Regions from separate parts of the Homo sapiens genome. Here all the other regions are linked to region 1. A link is a contact called in ENCODE Hi-C or POLR2A ChIA-PET data. All regions are on one chromosome and are shown on one strand. Each heading gives the region's core, a stretch centred on a gene start or an enhancer-like site at or near the end of the contact. The rest is flanking DNA. Distances are from core to core; before and after follow the strand shown.

Region 1 (3,815 bases), core at 1-2,500:
TGAGATGCTCTCTTCAGTGTGGAAAGATGGGGGAAGAGGAACGTTTAGCAACACAGGAGGTAGATGGTCAAAAAAGCAACTACATGCCTTAAGAAAAAAGTTGGAACAATGATTCCTACAGTCTTTAGGTCACTAAAGACCTTTAATGTCCTCTCACTGGTTAAATTCAAGCAACACACACACATTTTAAAAATTAATGATTCCTATTACGTGTGAATAAACCTGAACTTTTTTTTTGTTTTAGTGAACATAATTTACACTGGCAAAATCGTCCCCAATCCTCCATATCAAATGAGTATAGAGGTGGGTGGGTGAGCTCAAAGGTCTTTTGCCCCTGTAGTTAAAAGCCTAAAGAAGTCTTCTGATCACTGTGGCTGATAGTAATACATCTCAGTATTAATACAGACAAGTGACTACCTGTAATACAGGTCTTCGAAACATGGCTTCTATTTTCTTTTCTTACAGTCTAATCTTTAGGCTTTTCCTGAAGGAAAAAAACAAAATAAGAAAAAAACATTACCTCTTATGGCAAAAGTACAACTCACCAGTCCTAAATTCCTAACTATATTCATAATTTTTATGCACTCCAATTTTGTGACCACAACGTACCAACATTCCTGCACATCTGATGAGGATTCCTTCCTCCCTCCCAAATAAACTCACACCTGTATGTCTTTTTGGTCCCAAATAACTTCCTCTTCCTCCAACCCATCGACAAAATTTTGATTCTGAGTTAATCCCACTTCCAATCCACTGTCTTCTCAAATTTCATTACTATGCAAGCTCCCTTAGAGCAGAGATTTGTATCTGCTTTATTCACTGCCATTTTCTAAACTTCTAAAAAAGTTCTTAATGCATAGTAAGGCCTCCATAAATATTAGCATCACCAAGGGACTTATATCTGAAACCTGTTACTGAAAAATTACTGCCTTCATCTCCGTTAACAAAGACCAAGCAGCGTAGAGACCCCCGGGCTAGCCAGCCACACCATAGGGAGAGGTGGACACCCTTTACCGAAGATGGCGCCACCACCTGAAAACCGAGGAGAACTGGAAGGAAATCACGCGGTCCTCCGCACGACTGATGAAAGGGCCAGACACCTACACAGAAACACCTCCCGACCCACGCAGGATCACGCGCAGCCAAAACACACGACTCCAGCACTTCCTTCGCGCTGGCTATCCCTTCCTCCCTCACCTGACGATCTAACCCGAGCAGCCCAGCCACGCAGGGGATCACTTCCGGCGCACAGGGAACGCAAAGCTCGCCAGAGGAAAAAGGAAACAGAAACTCCGCAACTTGCGCCTTGGAAATACTGCCGGCTAGCGCTGCGGGAAACGGCTCCCCTTAACTCTGAAGTTCCGCGATCTTCTCTTTGTGCGCGGGCGGATGGATCAACGCCGCCAAGTGGTGAGTTTGGAAGGTTTCAAGTTTAGAAGGTTTCAAGTTTAGAAGGTTTCAAGTTTGGAAAGAAATGAAATTATGTGATGAGGTTTCTAACTGGGCCCAGGAGGGGGCGAGGTAGGCAAAACAGAGACTAGCTCTGCCTGGAGGGAAAAAAAAGCAACATTTGTGACCAGCCTAGGCGACATAGTGAGACCTGTCTCTACAAAAAATATATAATTAGCTGGGCGTGGTGGCGCGCGCCTGTGGTCCAAGCTTCTCCGGAGGCTGAGGTCGGGGGATCGCCTGAGCCCTGGAGGTCGTTGCTGCATTGAGCCGTGAACGCACCACTGCATTCCAGCCTGGGCAACAGAGCGAACTCTATCTCAAAACAAAACAAAACAAAACAAGAAAAAGAAAAAAAGAAGAAAATTAAAAAAAAAAAGAAAGAAAAAGAACGTCCCAGGTCTGTTGAAGCACTAAGAAAAGCAGAAAAAGAAAGGGGAGCCAGGGAAGGGCTGGCAGGCTGTGCAATTTAAGGGAGCACCAGAAAAACTGGCAATCAAATAATATATTAATGTAATATTTTAAAAAGTAAAAATTAATGCAGGAAATCCGGGAGGAACAAAATAAGAGTCATGTGTACCTTAACAACAGGGTAAGGTCTGAGGATTGCGTCATTAGGCGATTTTGTTGCTGTACGAACACCACAGAATGTACTTTGACGACCTAGATGGTGGAGCCTGGACACACCTCGGCTCTGTGGTGTGGCCTGCTGCTTCCAGGCTGCAAACCTGACAGCATGGGGCTGTACTGAATACCGCAGACCATTGTAATTCATGGTAAGTATCTGTGTGTCTAAACATATGTAAACATGGAAAAGGTACAGTACAAATGCGGTATAAAAGATAAAAATGGCACACCTGTATGGGGCGCTTACCATGAATGGAGCTTGCGGAACTGGAAGTTGCTGTGGGTGAGTAAATGAGTGAGTGGTGGCCCAACATGAAGGTCTAGGACATTATTGTACCCACTAAACACTTCATAAACACTGTACACTTAGGCTACACTCAGTTTATAAAAAATACTTTTCTTCCTTTAATAAACTTTCACTCACTATAACTTTATAAATCTTCCAAATTTTTTTACGTTTTAACTGTTTTGTAATAACAATTAGCTTAAAACACACACTGTACCACTGTACAAAAATATTTTTCTTATATCCTTATTCTACAAGCTTTTTTCTACCTTTGCTTTTTTTCTTTTTTTTTTTAACTTTTTAGCCATTTTTTAAAAAAACTAAGACATAAACACACACATTAGCCTAGGCCTACACAGGGTCATTATGATCAATCTCAGCCTTCCACTTCCACATCTTGTCCCACTGGAAGGTTTTCAGAAGCAGTGACACACAGGGAGCTGTCATCTCCTATAACAGTGTCTTCTTCTGGAATCCCTCCTGAAGGACCTGCCTGAGGCTGTTTTACAGTTAACTTTTAAAAAATAAGTTAAATAATAATATAATAAAAAGTATAGTAAATACATAAACCAGTGACATAGTCATTATTAATATCAAGTAACACATGAGTAATACATTGCATTCTGATGTTTTAGCAGGTATGATGTCACTAGACGATAGGAATTTTTCAACTCCATTGTAATCTTATGGGACCACCTTTGTATATGCACTGTTGTATATGCAGTCTTTTTCCAAAACATCATTATGAAGTGCATGACTGTATTAAAATTTTAACTGAATACAGGATCCAAGCCAGACTGGAGCCTGAGGCACAAGGAAGAATATGCACCCCTGTGTATATGTGTACTTATGTATTTTTAAAAATTGGGGCTAGGAAGGTTAGTGGGGGGCTGGAGGGAAGGTGGGGATGGTTAATGGGTACAAAAAAATAGAACGAATAAGACCTACTATTTTCGATGGCACAATAGGTTGACTATAGTCAATAATTACTTAACTGTACATTTTAAAATAAGAGTGTTATTGGATTGTGTGTAACTCAAAGGATAAATTAAGATGATACCCCATCCCCCATGATGTGCTTATTTGACGTTGCATACCTGTATCAAAATATCTCATGTACTCCATAAATATATACACTTCCTTTGAACCCACAAAAATTAAAAATAAAGACAAAAACAAAAAAAAATGTTTAATTAAAAAAATTTTGGCCAGGTCCAGTAGCTCATGTTTGTAATCCCAGCACTTTGGGAGGTTGAGGGGGTGGATCACTTGAGCCCAGGAGTTCAAGATCAGCTTGAGCAACATGGCAAAACCCTGTCTCTGTAAAAAATACAAAAATTAGCCAGGCAGCCGGGCGCCGTGGCTCACGCCCATAATCCCAGCACTTTGGGAGGCCAAGGCGGGCCGATCACGAGGTCAGGAGATCGAGACCATCCCGGCTAACACGGTGAAA
Region 2 (3,600 bases), core at 93-2,592, 2.4 Mb after region 1:
TACATATTTGAATGTATTTAAGTTGAATTTGAGAGTACATTACTAATTAACATCACCAAAAAAGCAACAGCATTTCATCATTTTATTTAGAAATTCTCTTTATGACAAAGGATAATCCAGCAATTAAGGGCTCTCTATACAGATTCTAAACTAAACGCCTGAAAGGATCTTTGTTCTCCTCTATTCTACTTCACTGGGTACCAAATTTTCAAAATCGTTCTGTTAGGGACATGCAACATTTGTCAATATTTACTGAACAAAGCCTCTATTAAATTGTCTAACAAAATGGAGGTCTCTCGGAAAAACAGGCCATAACATGTTCCTTCTCACAAAATGGGGCCAAACACACCCACTTAAGAAACCATGGTTTGGGTCAGATTTTCCATAAAAATGGTTGTTTCTGTGGGGCTCGAGGGTGCATCTCTGAGACTGGGTTAGTAATAAAGGTTTCCTCCTGACCCAGGAAGAGGAGGGGGAAGCTTCTCTCTAGGTACTCTGGAGGACGGCGGCGAGGGATGATCCCAAAGCTCTGGGTTAAGGAATTATATCGGGGGTGGAGGCCTTAGCTTTCCGCAGGTACCTAACCAGCGACAAAACGGGCCCCCCAACTACGCAACAGAGACGCGGGCTCTCCCGTCTCAGCCAAGTCAACATTAAAAGCACAAACTCTCCTTTCTGCCTCCAGGCCCCGCCTCACCCCATTGGCAGCAGTTCCCGCCAATCCGCATGGTCACCGCCCCCCCTGCCCGCCTGCCGAGCCCTGATTGGATGGGACGGGGGACGGGGACCTCGTGTTACCAATCTGGGAGCCCCTTACTCAGCCACACGCGCGCGCCCAGGTGCGCCCTCGGAACCCCTTCCCTTCGCCGTCCCCGTCCCCTCCCCCACCCCCAGGGCCCTGGCAGAGACTTACCGTCCCGGGAGGTGCCCATCAACTGGTCCAGCATCGCGCGCATCTGGGCCTGCGCCGACATGGCGGCGGCGTAGCGGGCGGACGGGCGGGGGTGGGGCGCAGACCGGGCCCTTTTGGGCTGGGGGATAAGGGGAAGGGATGGGGGAAGGTGCGCTGCTGTCTCGGTGGCCGCCGCCGCCTCGAGGCGTGCGGAAAGGGAGCCGGAGGGGTTGCGGGAAGAGTCCGGACTGCGCTCCTCACGACGACGTGTACGTGGAAGACGACAGCCCCCGACAGCGACCCTCGTGCCCTCACTCTCCGTCCGGTTCTTGGGACAGAAGCGACACGGGCCAAGCAAGCTCTCGCCTTCAACACCGCCACCCGCCAGAAGCCGTCAACCCCCCCTCAAGCTCTGACGCCGCTCGCCGCCACCGTCGCCACGACGGGAGCGCGCACGCTCCTCGCGCTCAGTCGTTTCCCGCGGGGGCTCCACCAACTGGCGTCCAGCTGTATCACTCCGCCCGCCCCGCCCGAGTGGAGTTCCACCCTAACGGCTCTGGGCGCGTGCACGCGCGCTCCTCCCGCCCCTTTACCCCGGATCTCGCGATACTCTGGTTCCTTAACTGACTGTGCAAGCCGGATCCGCCCCGAGGCGCCAAACCTTACATTACATTCCCTCCCGGCTGTAGGGCTGGCGGCTAAGGCTGCGCTGCCCGCGGTGATGGCGATTCAGACCCAAATTAGCAAAATGCGCTAGAGGTTAGCCTGGGCGGAAAGTAAGTAGAGACCATGCCCATCGTCGACCGGACTGCGGTCAGCCTCCTTGGCGTCTGAGGTGGGCGTGCTCGGGGCGAACGCCCGCCCCGAGTGGCGTGGACGCGTCCTGGTTCTCGTGCGCCTTTCCCGGCCGGGAGCAGGCCTGTCTCGCCGCCGCCGGGGCCGCGTTCCTTCCGCTGCGTGGGGCTTTAAGGCTCCTCGGCTGGGAAGTGTCAACTTCAGGAGAAAGCGCCCGAAAGCAGTACCCTAGGAAACAGGCGCGCCGACCCATTCGGATTCATCTTTACCTACAAGGTCGCGGGCGGCTTAGTCTGAATGTGAAACCATAAAAACTCAGCGTATTCTCAGCTACTGGGGAGGCGATCTCGGGGAGCAGGGAGCCAGCGGCGCTGGCCGCAGGGAAGCCTGGATTCTGAAGCCCGGCCCGTGACTGGGGCCTTGGCTTCAGTTCTACCCCTCGTAGGGCTGGTGGAGGTGGTCACACGTCTGCTATGGCGTGGCTGTTAGAACAAACTGGAATAAAATACTTAGCCCTGAGCCTTTCCCTGGTGTTTCTAAAAACTGTTTTAGTAAAATATTAATTCCTTGCCGGGCGCGGTGGCTCACGCCTGTAAACCCCGCACTTTGGGAGGCCAAGGGAGGTGGATTGCCTGAGGTCAGGAGTTCAAGATCAGCCTGGCCAACATGGTGAAACCCTGTCTCTACTAAAAATATAAAAATTAGCCGGGCGTGATGGCGGGCGCCTCCCCAGCTACTCGGGAGGCTGAGGCAGGAGAATCGTTTGAACCCGGGAGACGGAGGTTGCAGTGAGTCGAGATGACGCCACTGCGCTGCAACCTGCGCGACAGAGCGAGACTTCTAAAAAAAAAAATTCCTTAAGTAAGACATAGGTCAGTGTGCAGGAAGAAAGGTTGCTTAAAAAGAAATCTAAAACTGTAAGAAAAATGAATGAGTTAATAAAACCAAATGTTTAAGAAGACAGGCACTTTCTAGATACTTTGAAAGGACATAATAGAGATTTGTGTTCCATTAACACTGTATATTCATCGCCTAAAAAGAAATTTAAAACTGTAAGAAGAATGAGTTAATAAAATCAAATGTTTAAGAAGACAGGCACTTCCTGGATACTTTGAAAGGAAATAATAGAGATTTGTGTTCCATTAACACTGTATACTCATCGCCTTGGAACTGTTATTAGCAGATCAATAAAAAACATGAATAGTAGTAATAGTCCCAAAATTCCTTTAAATGTATATTGCGGCTGGGAGGGATGGCTCATGCCTGTAATCCCAGTACTTTGGGAGGCAGAGGCGGGCGGATCACCTTGAGGTCAGGAGTTCGAGACCAGCCTGACCAACATGGTGAAATTCCATCTCTACTAAAAATACAAAAATTAGCCGGGCATGGATGCGCGTGCCTGTAATCCCAGCTACTCGGAGGCTGAGGCAGGAGAATCACTTGAACCCGGGAAGTGGAGGTTGCAGTAAGCCGAGATTATGCCACTGCACTCCAGGCTGGGTACAAAGCAAGACTCTATCTCAAAAATAAATGCGTATTGGGCCAATGAAAATTTTTGAGGTCGGACGCAGTGGCTCACACCTGGAATCCCAGCACTTTGGGAGGCCGAGGCGGGCGAATCACGAGGTCGGGAGTTTGAGACCAGCCTGCCAACATGGTGAAACCCTGTCTCTACTAAAAATAGAAAAAATGAGCTGGGCGTGGTGGCGCATGCCTGTAGTCCCAGCTACACCGGAGGCTGAGGCAGGAGAACCGCTTGAACCCAAGAGGCGGAGGTTGCAGTGAGCCGAGATCGCGCCATTGCACTCCAGCCCTGGTGAGTGTGAGACTCCATCTCAAAAAAAAAAAAAAAATTATTTTGAATCAAGTTATCTTTAGTAATACACAAAATAGCTTCTCTTCAGTTATTCAGA
Region 3 (3,894 bases), core at 485-2,984, 2.4 Mb after region 1:
CACAAGAACCCAAAAGAGATCAAATGAAATAGAACACTGTATTTTCCCTGTGGAGAAAGGGTAGGTTTCTCCCTAATAGAATCCCTTCTCCGGAGGGAAAGGATAGAGAAAATGGGATGGTTATTCAGTTAGCTGTGAGCCTGAAGGAAACAGAAACCATTTCCCCTATGCTCAAGTGCATTCCAGAGTGGTATTTCCAGAATGTACCATGAATTTCAGAACCATTACCAAGTCTCTCTCAAGGGTAATAATGTTATCCCCATAAGGTACAACTATAATCATGTCACCTCCTTAAAAATCTTAGAATGGGGCCAGGTTTGATAGTTCACGCCTGTAATTACAACACTTTGGGAGGCCGAGGCAGGCGGATCACCTGAGGTCAGGAGTTCAAGACCAGCCTGACCAACATGGAGAAACCCCGTCTCCACTAAAAATACAAAATTAGCCGGGCGTGGTGTCGCATGTCGCCTGCCTGTACTACTCGGGAGGCTGAGGCAGGAGAATCGCTTGAACCTGGGAGGTGATCACAATCTTAGAATGGCTTCCCATTACACTTACAATAAAGTTTAAGTTCCTGTTCGGCCTACCACTTCATCTACCTCCACTTCACCCACCACACCTTAGGGCTAAACCACTCTCAACTGGCAATTTTTCTCCCCTTGGGCTTTCAATTGTGTAGCTTTTAAACCTGGACCCTAACCCCAATTTACTTGCTAACTCCAAATTAGCCTTCAGGTCCCTGATTAATTTCCTCCGGAAAACCTTCCCTAACTACCCCTTCTTTATACCCCAGCCCCTGTTGTCTACACCTTGAGCACTTATTTATCCTCAGTACTTTACTGTATGGCTCCTTAGGTGGGCAGCAAGTGTCTTAAGGACAGGACACATGTGCATCTGATTCTTCCTGTTTAGACCAGGTTCCTAGCACAGACCCTAACGTTGCCACCTTTTAAAAACTAGGTGAATTTGAGTTCTAAGATTTTACATTCTGACGTCCGTGGCTCAGAAATTCGACAGTTGATCGTTCTCCCTTTCCCCACATTGCTCAAGGGCAGCAAGTTTCCTTCCCTAAAGCCCAGTTGTTCTTTTCCGCCTCAAAAAGAAATGCTTCTTAGAATAACTTTTCTAGGGGACGGGTGAGGAAATTGTTGGCCAGATGCTGTGGCTTTAAGTCTAGCAACAGTACACCCTTCAACTCCATCTTCATTGTTTTATCCCCAGCATTGAATCCTCCATTCCACTTTCCTGACTGCCCTCCGCAGAGGCAACAGACCAGCCAATGAAATCCTTCGGGACGGGTCCGCCCCTCTGCAGGACAGGCTGACGTCCCCAGAGCGACTCTGCGCCCCCCCCCGCTGGTCCTTTGGTCCCCGAGTTTATGCCAGAGCATGGAGCCTAGGGCCTGGGTTGGTTTGGTCAGAACCAGGGCTCCGTGGGAGGGTTGGCCTCAGAAATGCAGGAATTAAACACCGTGCTCCCCACCCTAGCCCAGACCCGGCTCTTCCTCCCTCCCCAGCACGTAGAGCACCCGGGACATGGCTCCCGTACCCGATGTGCACGGAAAGCCTTCACAAGGTACCGATAGGCCGCGGTGTCGCGATAGGGTCGGCCGGTGGCCGCGCTCAGGTAGCGCAACTCCCGCAGAAGTCCTCGAAAAGTGTGCGACGGGGACCCTAAGGCCGCCATTGTCCTGTCCTTCTCCGAGCGTGGTGCCCAACGGCGTCCTACGACCCTGAAAACCCCTCCTCCGGCCCAGGCGCCTAATGGTACGGTCGGACAGACTACCGACTCCCCCTATCGACTGACGAGCAGTGGAACCGCTCACTTGTCCGTTGACCGAACCTTATTAATCGAAGGCCCAGGGGCGCCGTAACAAAATCAAACGAAACCCGACTGTTAACTGAAGGTACCAGGACCTCTAACCCAGAACAAGGGTTTGGGGAAACAGGGGCTTTTCTTCACTGCGTCATTGAAGATGCCCGTTAGCCGACCAACCGCTGAGTCTCAGGAGAAGCGGGCCCGGCGGGGGGTGTGGGTGTGGATTTGATATGGAACACGCTGAGAAGACATTTTTAAATGATTTATAAAAGGGATATCAAAATTCAACGTATTGACGTCTCCCCAAATCCCAGGGGACCTGCGGCTCAGACAAAGGACATGGGTGTGTGCAGATTCTCGAAAATTGCAGCCCACCAGCTAGTAAAAACACACACACACTTCCCATTTAAAAAAAAAAAAAGTAAAGTTGGCATATTTCGCTTTGTTTAGAAAGGGGAAAAAAGGACAAAAGTCACAGGCCACCCCAGATGGGACTCGAACCCACAATCCCTGGCTTAGGAGGCCAATGCCTTATCCATTAGGCCACTGGGGCTTCTGCAAACGACGCGCTCACACAACATATTCAACTATTTTCCTCTTTGGTACGTCATCGTCACTTCATTTTCGCCTTACCCTATCCCACGAAACCACACCTAGCGCCCACGTGAGGGGTGACGTATGCTGGGAGTTGTAGTTAGAGAACAAAAGTCCACATCACCGCGCCAAAGGCTTTACCCTCGAAACTGCACCGATGCTCCGGACGTTGAACGGGCGCGCGCACGCTTCTGCGTACGCGCTTGCCTGCGCAATAGTCTCCGCGCCTGCGCCGTAGTCCCCGCGCCTGCGCAAAAGCGGGCATGCGCCGTCGCGGAGCACAGCGCGCTGGGCAAATTGGCCGGATCTTCGAGACTCGCCCTCTGAACGTCAGCTCTGGTGGGTTTTTACCGGAAGCAGCCGGACCTTTTCCGGTGTTGCGAATTTCCAGGAGGAGCTTTGCTCCAGCGGCCGTTAGATGGCGCCTGCCGCGGTCAATTTCTGCTTCCGGTTGAAGCGTTGAGGCCATTTCCGCAGGCCGGGCGTGGTGGCGCACGCCTGTAATACCAGTACTTTGGGAGGCCGAGGCGGGCGGATCATCTTAGGTCGGGGGTTTGAAACCAGCCTGACCAACACAGAGAAACCCTGTCTCTACTAAAAATACAGAATTAGCCGGGCGTGGTGGCGCATGCCTGTAATCCCAGCTACTCCGGAGGCTGAGGCAGGAGAATTGCTTGAACCCTGGAGTCGGAGGTTGTAGTGAGCCGAGATCGCGCCATTGCTCTCTAGCCTGGGCAACAGGAGCGAAACTCCATCTCAAAAAAAAAAAGAAACATGTGCCGTGTCCTTTGAATTGGTGCGTCAGCGATAAACATGGGACAGCGGGGAAGTAATAGTACATTGATTAGGAATTAATTTTAAAAATTAGCAGTTCATTTTTTGGTTCTGTTCCTAATTGTATAACGAACAAATCACTTCGGAGTCCCAGTAAACTTACCCTTATAGTATCACAGGGGCTTCCCATTGTCCCTAAGATAAAGCTCAGACGACATAAATTGATCCTCGCTTGTACCTTAATCTTCATCTCTCACTTTTCGCTTATCACCCTCTGCTCCAGGTATCTCCACTTTCATTGTCTCTTCCCCACCACACACCTTACCTGATATTCCCTCTGCCTGAAACTTAACCATTTGTATTAATATGCCTCTTTACCCTTTGGGCTTCAGCTTACTCCAGAAGTCTAGGTTAGACGCTTCTCCAGGCCCTTGAAGTCAATACGGCAAGGTGAAAATTATTCATTTCACCTCCTCTGGTCCCCTGTTGCTCCCTTTATTTACTCATCGTAAATAACTCTTAATGTAGGTACATGGCCACTACTCCATACTGTAGTTGTCAGTCTCTTCCATCAGACTGGGAAATTGTTCAGCTCCGAAAGCCCTGTGCCTAACAGAAAAGCCTGTTTCTTCACCAGGCTTATTCCTTGGTAGCATAGTCATAACAGCTTAGTCTGAAGCTCCTAAAGGGATTGGCACTGTCTGGCCC
Region 4 (3,888 bases), core at 882-3,381, 2.6 Mb after region 1:
AACTATTTGTGGAAGATGGAGAAATATATGTAAACCTAATTATAACAATTATTAAGGGTAGATTCAGAGTAATATGGACAGAGTAGCATTTTAAGAGAAATGAGTGTGGTACAACACAACCAGACCATGCTGTCAGAACTCTTCATTCTTTGGTGCAACCCTTCACCCTCCTATAACATGTGTTTCCCACAAAGCAGTTTTTTAAAGCACAGTCTCCTGGGACCATCTCCATCAGAAGCACTTAGACTACTCACCTTAAAATGCAGATTCCTGAGCACCTCTGCAGACTTACAGCAGGAGCCCAGGAATCGATATCTTATTAAGTACCCTAGGTAATTCCAATGTATATTAAAAGGTGAGAACTACTGCCATGGAGATTTGAAATATTTTCTGGGGCTATATTTTCAACCGTAAGCATGTTAGAATTATTTAAGTTTGATCAAAATTTTAGAACACATAATAGGAAAAAATCATACATTGGTCAAGGGTTGGGATAAGCAATGTGTGAAATGACATTGTATAAAAGGTCCCTTCATATTTTTAGATTGTAATCACTGTTGGTGAACTAGACATACTCAAAAGTGGCCCTCAAGAAATAAGTTTTGTTTTGTTTTTTTTTTTTTTTTTTTTTGAGACGGAGTCTCGCCTTGTAGCCAGGCTGGAGTGCAGTGGCATGATCTTGGCTCACTGCAACCTCCGCCTCCCGGGTTCAAGCGATTCTCCAGCCTCAGCCTCCCGAGTAGCTGGGACTACAGACACGTGCCACCATGCCCAGCTAATTTTTGTATTTTCAATAGAGACGGGGTTTCACCATGTTGGCCAGGATGGTCTCGATCTCTTGACCTTGTGATCTGCCCGTCTCGGCCTCCCGAAGTGCTGGAATTACAGGCATGAGCCACCGCGCCCGGCCAAGTTTAGTTTTTTAGTTCGTTTTTTATCAGGTTTATAGCTAACTTGGAATCTGGAATCTGTGCCTGACTAGATTTACAGGGGATTTGTACAGGAAGCCCCAGAATGCACCCACCTATTTCAAGAGCATAGCAAACAGCATTCACCCAAGCATTCATCTACAGTCTGGTATTCATACACTAAGAAGCAACGTTCTTTGGGCATTACCTCCAACAGGGTAATAGCTCCAGTGAAATCTCTTTTTGAAAGTAGCTCCTCTAGTTTTGGAATCTTCCTACCTTTCTTCTTTCTTTTGTCAGTGTGCTGTACGCCTCTGCCTACAGCAGGTTTGGCCCTTGAAAGCATCTGTAAAAGAAACAAAGACAGCTGTATGGTCCAATTCTGATTATCAGATTTAAACTGAGAGTGACAGCTCTGTAATTTATAAGTCAAGGCCGGGCACAGTGGCTCATGCCTGTAATCCCAGCACTTTGAGAGGCGAAGGCGGCGGATCACGAGGTCAGGAGTTGGAGACCAGCCTGGTCAATATGGTGACACCGCATCTCTACTAAAAATACAAAAATTAGCCGGGCGTGGTGGCATGCGCCTGTAGTCCCAGCTACTCGGGAGGCTGAGGCAGAAGAAACGCTTGAACCTAGAGGCAGAGGTTGCAGTGAGCCAAGATCGCGCCACTGCACTCCAACCTGGGCGACAAAGCGAGCCTCCATCTCAAAAAAAAAAAAAAAATTATAAGTCAAATCCTTAACAACGAACCCCAGGGAAGCCTATTCAAACTCGTTTTGTAACAGGTATTCTACTAGAAGAGCCATCAGCCAATACTTAGGAAGGACCAAACAGCTACTCCCAACTTTTATCTTCTCTGGCTAGAGATGCTTTCGCATTGCTTCTGTCATCTCAGCTTTCCCTTCCTCTGCTTCCCATCCCACGAGTGGTTTAAATGTGAGTAAACGGAAAAGCAGGAGGGAAGAAAGCACCGAGGTATTTACAGTTGCATCCCTGTCCCCCGTGGGAACACAGGGAGAGCTGGGGATTACTCTCTGCGGACACACCTAGACTTCACACAGAAGTGTGCTGGGAACCTCTAATCGCCAGCCTCAGGACCTACTCAAAGTACTCCCTTACTATTCAGAGCCACTAACCATCTTGACGTCGGTCTTGTGAGTCCCCACCACACAGCGAAGGCCGCGCCTCAGCGTTTCGCCGCATCCACACAGCACGTTCTGTCTCCACGGTAACCCCGCCTGGACGCTGGTACGAACGGGAGAAAAGCTCGTTGGAGAACCAGCGCCCGCGGCTTCTTGGTTCCGTGCAGCTTCTGCCGCGGAAGAGCCGAGGTTCCTCTTGGGAGGAGAGCGTCGTTCTCTGGGCTGAGAGCGAAAGTTTGGTTGTCTCTATTTATGAGTTTACTTTAGGAAAAGGCGAATTGGAATGGCATTGTTTTTCAAATGCAAGTTTTCTGGGAAAGAAATTTTCAGGGACCACTTCTGTTTGGGGCCGTGTTGGACTCCATAGCAACCCTTGACTATGTGCACCGCAGAATCTTGGTCTCTGGCTGGTGCGGGAAGCTTAGAAAATTTCTGCTGAAGGAGTTGTAGTTCTGTGATTTGGAAGCAGGAGTGCACCAAAATACAGTTTCCTATTTCCACAGATACACCTACACACAATAGAGAACTGTAATAAATATTTGTCGATTGGATGACTTAATTTATCTATCTTACTCCTGAACCCAGTTAATACAGGGGCAACCACAGTCTTTAAATTCACGAAATCGTGGAATGTTAGAGTTGGAAGGGACCTTACAGGACCTCTGGTCAACCCCTCAGAATTAACAGACTGAAGAACTAACATCTTGTTAGTTAACTAATGTCAGCCTAAAATAACCAAAAAGCTCAGGGATCCAGTTGAAAGAGTTTATTCAAGTGCAAAGTGTGAGGGCGGCTATCCCGGGAACCACTGACAGCAAAGAATGGTGATCAGTGCTCCCTGATGCAGGGAAAGGTGAGGGTCATTTATATCACCAAAAACAGGAGTGCTGTACGTAATTACAGCATTTTCTAGATGAGGCTAACGTACACAGAAGATTCAATTCACTACTATTGATTACACTGTAAGGGGGTTGTTTAATATTCTATTGTAAAGAGGTAACAATCACAAGGGTCTCTATCTCCAACGTCATTTAGTCTGAATAAAGAATAAAAAATCTGGTTAATATATAACATCAACACAAAGATCAGGAAGCAACAGTCATGCACCAGAGAAGAAAAACAGCCATGTTCTGTGATTTAGTTTACAGGGCTTAACTTTTCCCCTTGGCATAGTACGTTTGGAAAGTGCTGAAATTTTCTTTTCACATTTTCCCCTTTTCTTCAAAAGCTTTCAGAGAAAGCATTATAGAAGAATTATATTCTCAGGCCGTGTATTTGATCAAACCTCATGTCACTAGGAAGGCCCCTTCCTGGCAGTCACATCCCAGGGAGGAGGGGAAATTGGAAAGGACCAAGTCCGAATTATAAAGCAACAAGAGAAAGTAGTTCTGGAACCTGATTCAGGCTACACGGCTGCCTCTTCAATCAAACAATTCTCTGAGTAGTCTTTGTTCTACACATTTTCTCAGCTGTGTGTTGACCCAATTGCAGATAAATACCATAACAGCTCTGCAGACAAAGGCAAGACAAAACACAAACTATGATAATTCCTAAAATACATAACAGCTTTTGCCACCAAGTTCCCCAAGATCCAAATCAATTACTTAACCAGTAGCTTAGAGAGGGTTTTGGATCCGAAAGGTTAATTATTAGAGTTTTTCAAATCAGTTATTAATTTGGTGACGTTATTTGATTCATCTGGGATATAAACACAGCATTCAGTTTCTGTCATAGCACAGATTCCTCCTTGGGCTGCAGTGAGTATGTCTAAGACCATACAGTTTTGTAATACAGTCTTCTCATGACAGTAACTTCATTATTTAATAATGAGACA

What was found. A loop is a pair of places that touch in the nucleus more often than their neighbours do. ChIA-PET counts read pairs that join two places held with the same protein, here RNA polymerase II (POLR2A). Pooled maps may share reads with other maps.
Region 2: a loop to region 1 is called in a map of B cell, with 13 times the contacts of the local background. The contact joins the promoter of LUC7L2 here to the promoter of SSBP1 in region 1. A Hi-C loop is called at or near these places in 1 of 168 maps with a recorded cell type or tissue (B cell) and 10 of 50 pooled maps. POLR2A ChIA-PET finds 5 or more read pairs at or near these places in 3 of 52 experiments (AG04449, CD4-positive, alpha-beta T cell and MCF 10A).
Region 3: a loop to region 1 is called in a map of B cell, with 27 times the contacts of the local background. The contact joins the promoter of FMC1 here to the promoter of SSBP1 in region 1. A Hi-C loop is called at or near these places in 3 of 168 maps with a recorded cell type or tissue (B cell, GM12878 and naive thymus-derived CD4-positive, alpha-beta T cell), 4 of 37 single-sample maps with no recorded cell type and 15 of 50 pooled maps. POLR2A ChIA-PET finds 5 or more read pairs at or near these places in 2 of 52 experiments (AG04449 and CD4-positive, alpha-beta T cell).
Region 4: a pooled map shows a loop between it and region 1 (11-fold over the local background). The contact joins the promoter of IFT56 here to the promoter of SSBP1 in region 1. A Hi-C loop is called at or near these places in 6 of 50 pooled maps.

Annotation. Positions count from the first base shown.
Region 1 is chr7:141,735,793-141,739,607 of GRCh38, reverse strand. It overlaps SSBP1 (single stranded DNA binding protein 1), which reads right to left and starts at 1,250. Exons shown (of 7, transcript NM_003143.3): 1 at 1,198-1,250; 2 at 418-484. The coding sequence starts at 441. WEE2-AS1 (WEE2 antisense RNA 1) reads left to right here and starts at 1,566. Exons shown (of 4, transcript NR_199841.1): 1 at 1,566-2,225. RefSeq lists an enhancer at 1,348-2,233.
Region 2 is chr7:139,357,636-139,361,235 of GRCh38, reverse strand. LUC7L2 (LUC7 like 2, pre-mRNA splicing factor) reads right to left here and starts at 1,342. Exons shown (of 10, transcript NM_016019.5): 1 at 914-1,342. The coding sequence starts at 974. All of the region lies in intron 2 of FMC1-LUC7L2 (FMC1-LUC7L2 readthrough), which reads right to left. RefSeq lists a silencer at 648-1,077 and enhancers at 1,308-1,357, 2,078-2,207.
Region 3 is chr7:139,339,177-139,343,070 of GRCh38, reverse strand. FMC1 (formation of mitochondrial complex V assembly factor 1) reads right to left here and starts at 1,734. Exons shown (of 2, transcript NM_197964.5): 1 at 1,549-1,734. The coding sequence starts at 1,686. It overlaps FMC1-LUC7L2 (FMC1-LUC7L2 readthrough), which reads right to left and starts at 1,734. Exons shown (of 11, transcript NM_001244584.3): 1 at 1,549-1,734. The coding sequence starts at 1,686. TRR-CCT4-1 (tRNA-Arg (anticodon CCT) 4-1) reads right to left here and starts at 2,371; the gene lies at 2,299-2,371. It also overlaps a transcript of LUC7L2 not described here. RefSeq lists enhancers at 1,494-1,743, 1,191-1,758, 2,014-2,083, 2,114-2,183, 2,494-2,553.
Region 4 is chr7:139,132,021-139,135,908 of GRCh38, reverse strand. It overlaps IFT56 (intraflagellar transport 56), which reads right to left and starts at 2,131. Exons shown (of 18, transcript NM_024926.4): 1 at 2,049-2,131; 2 at 1,117-1,254. The coding sequence starts at 2,051. RefSeq lists enhancers at 2,115-2,294, 2,012-2,306.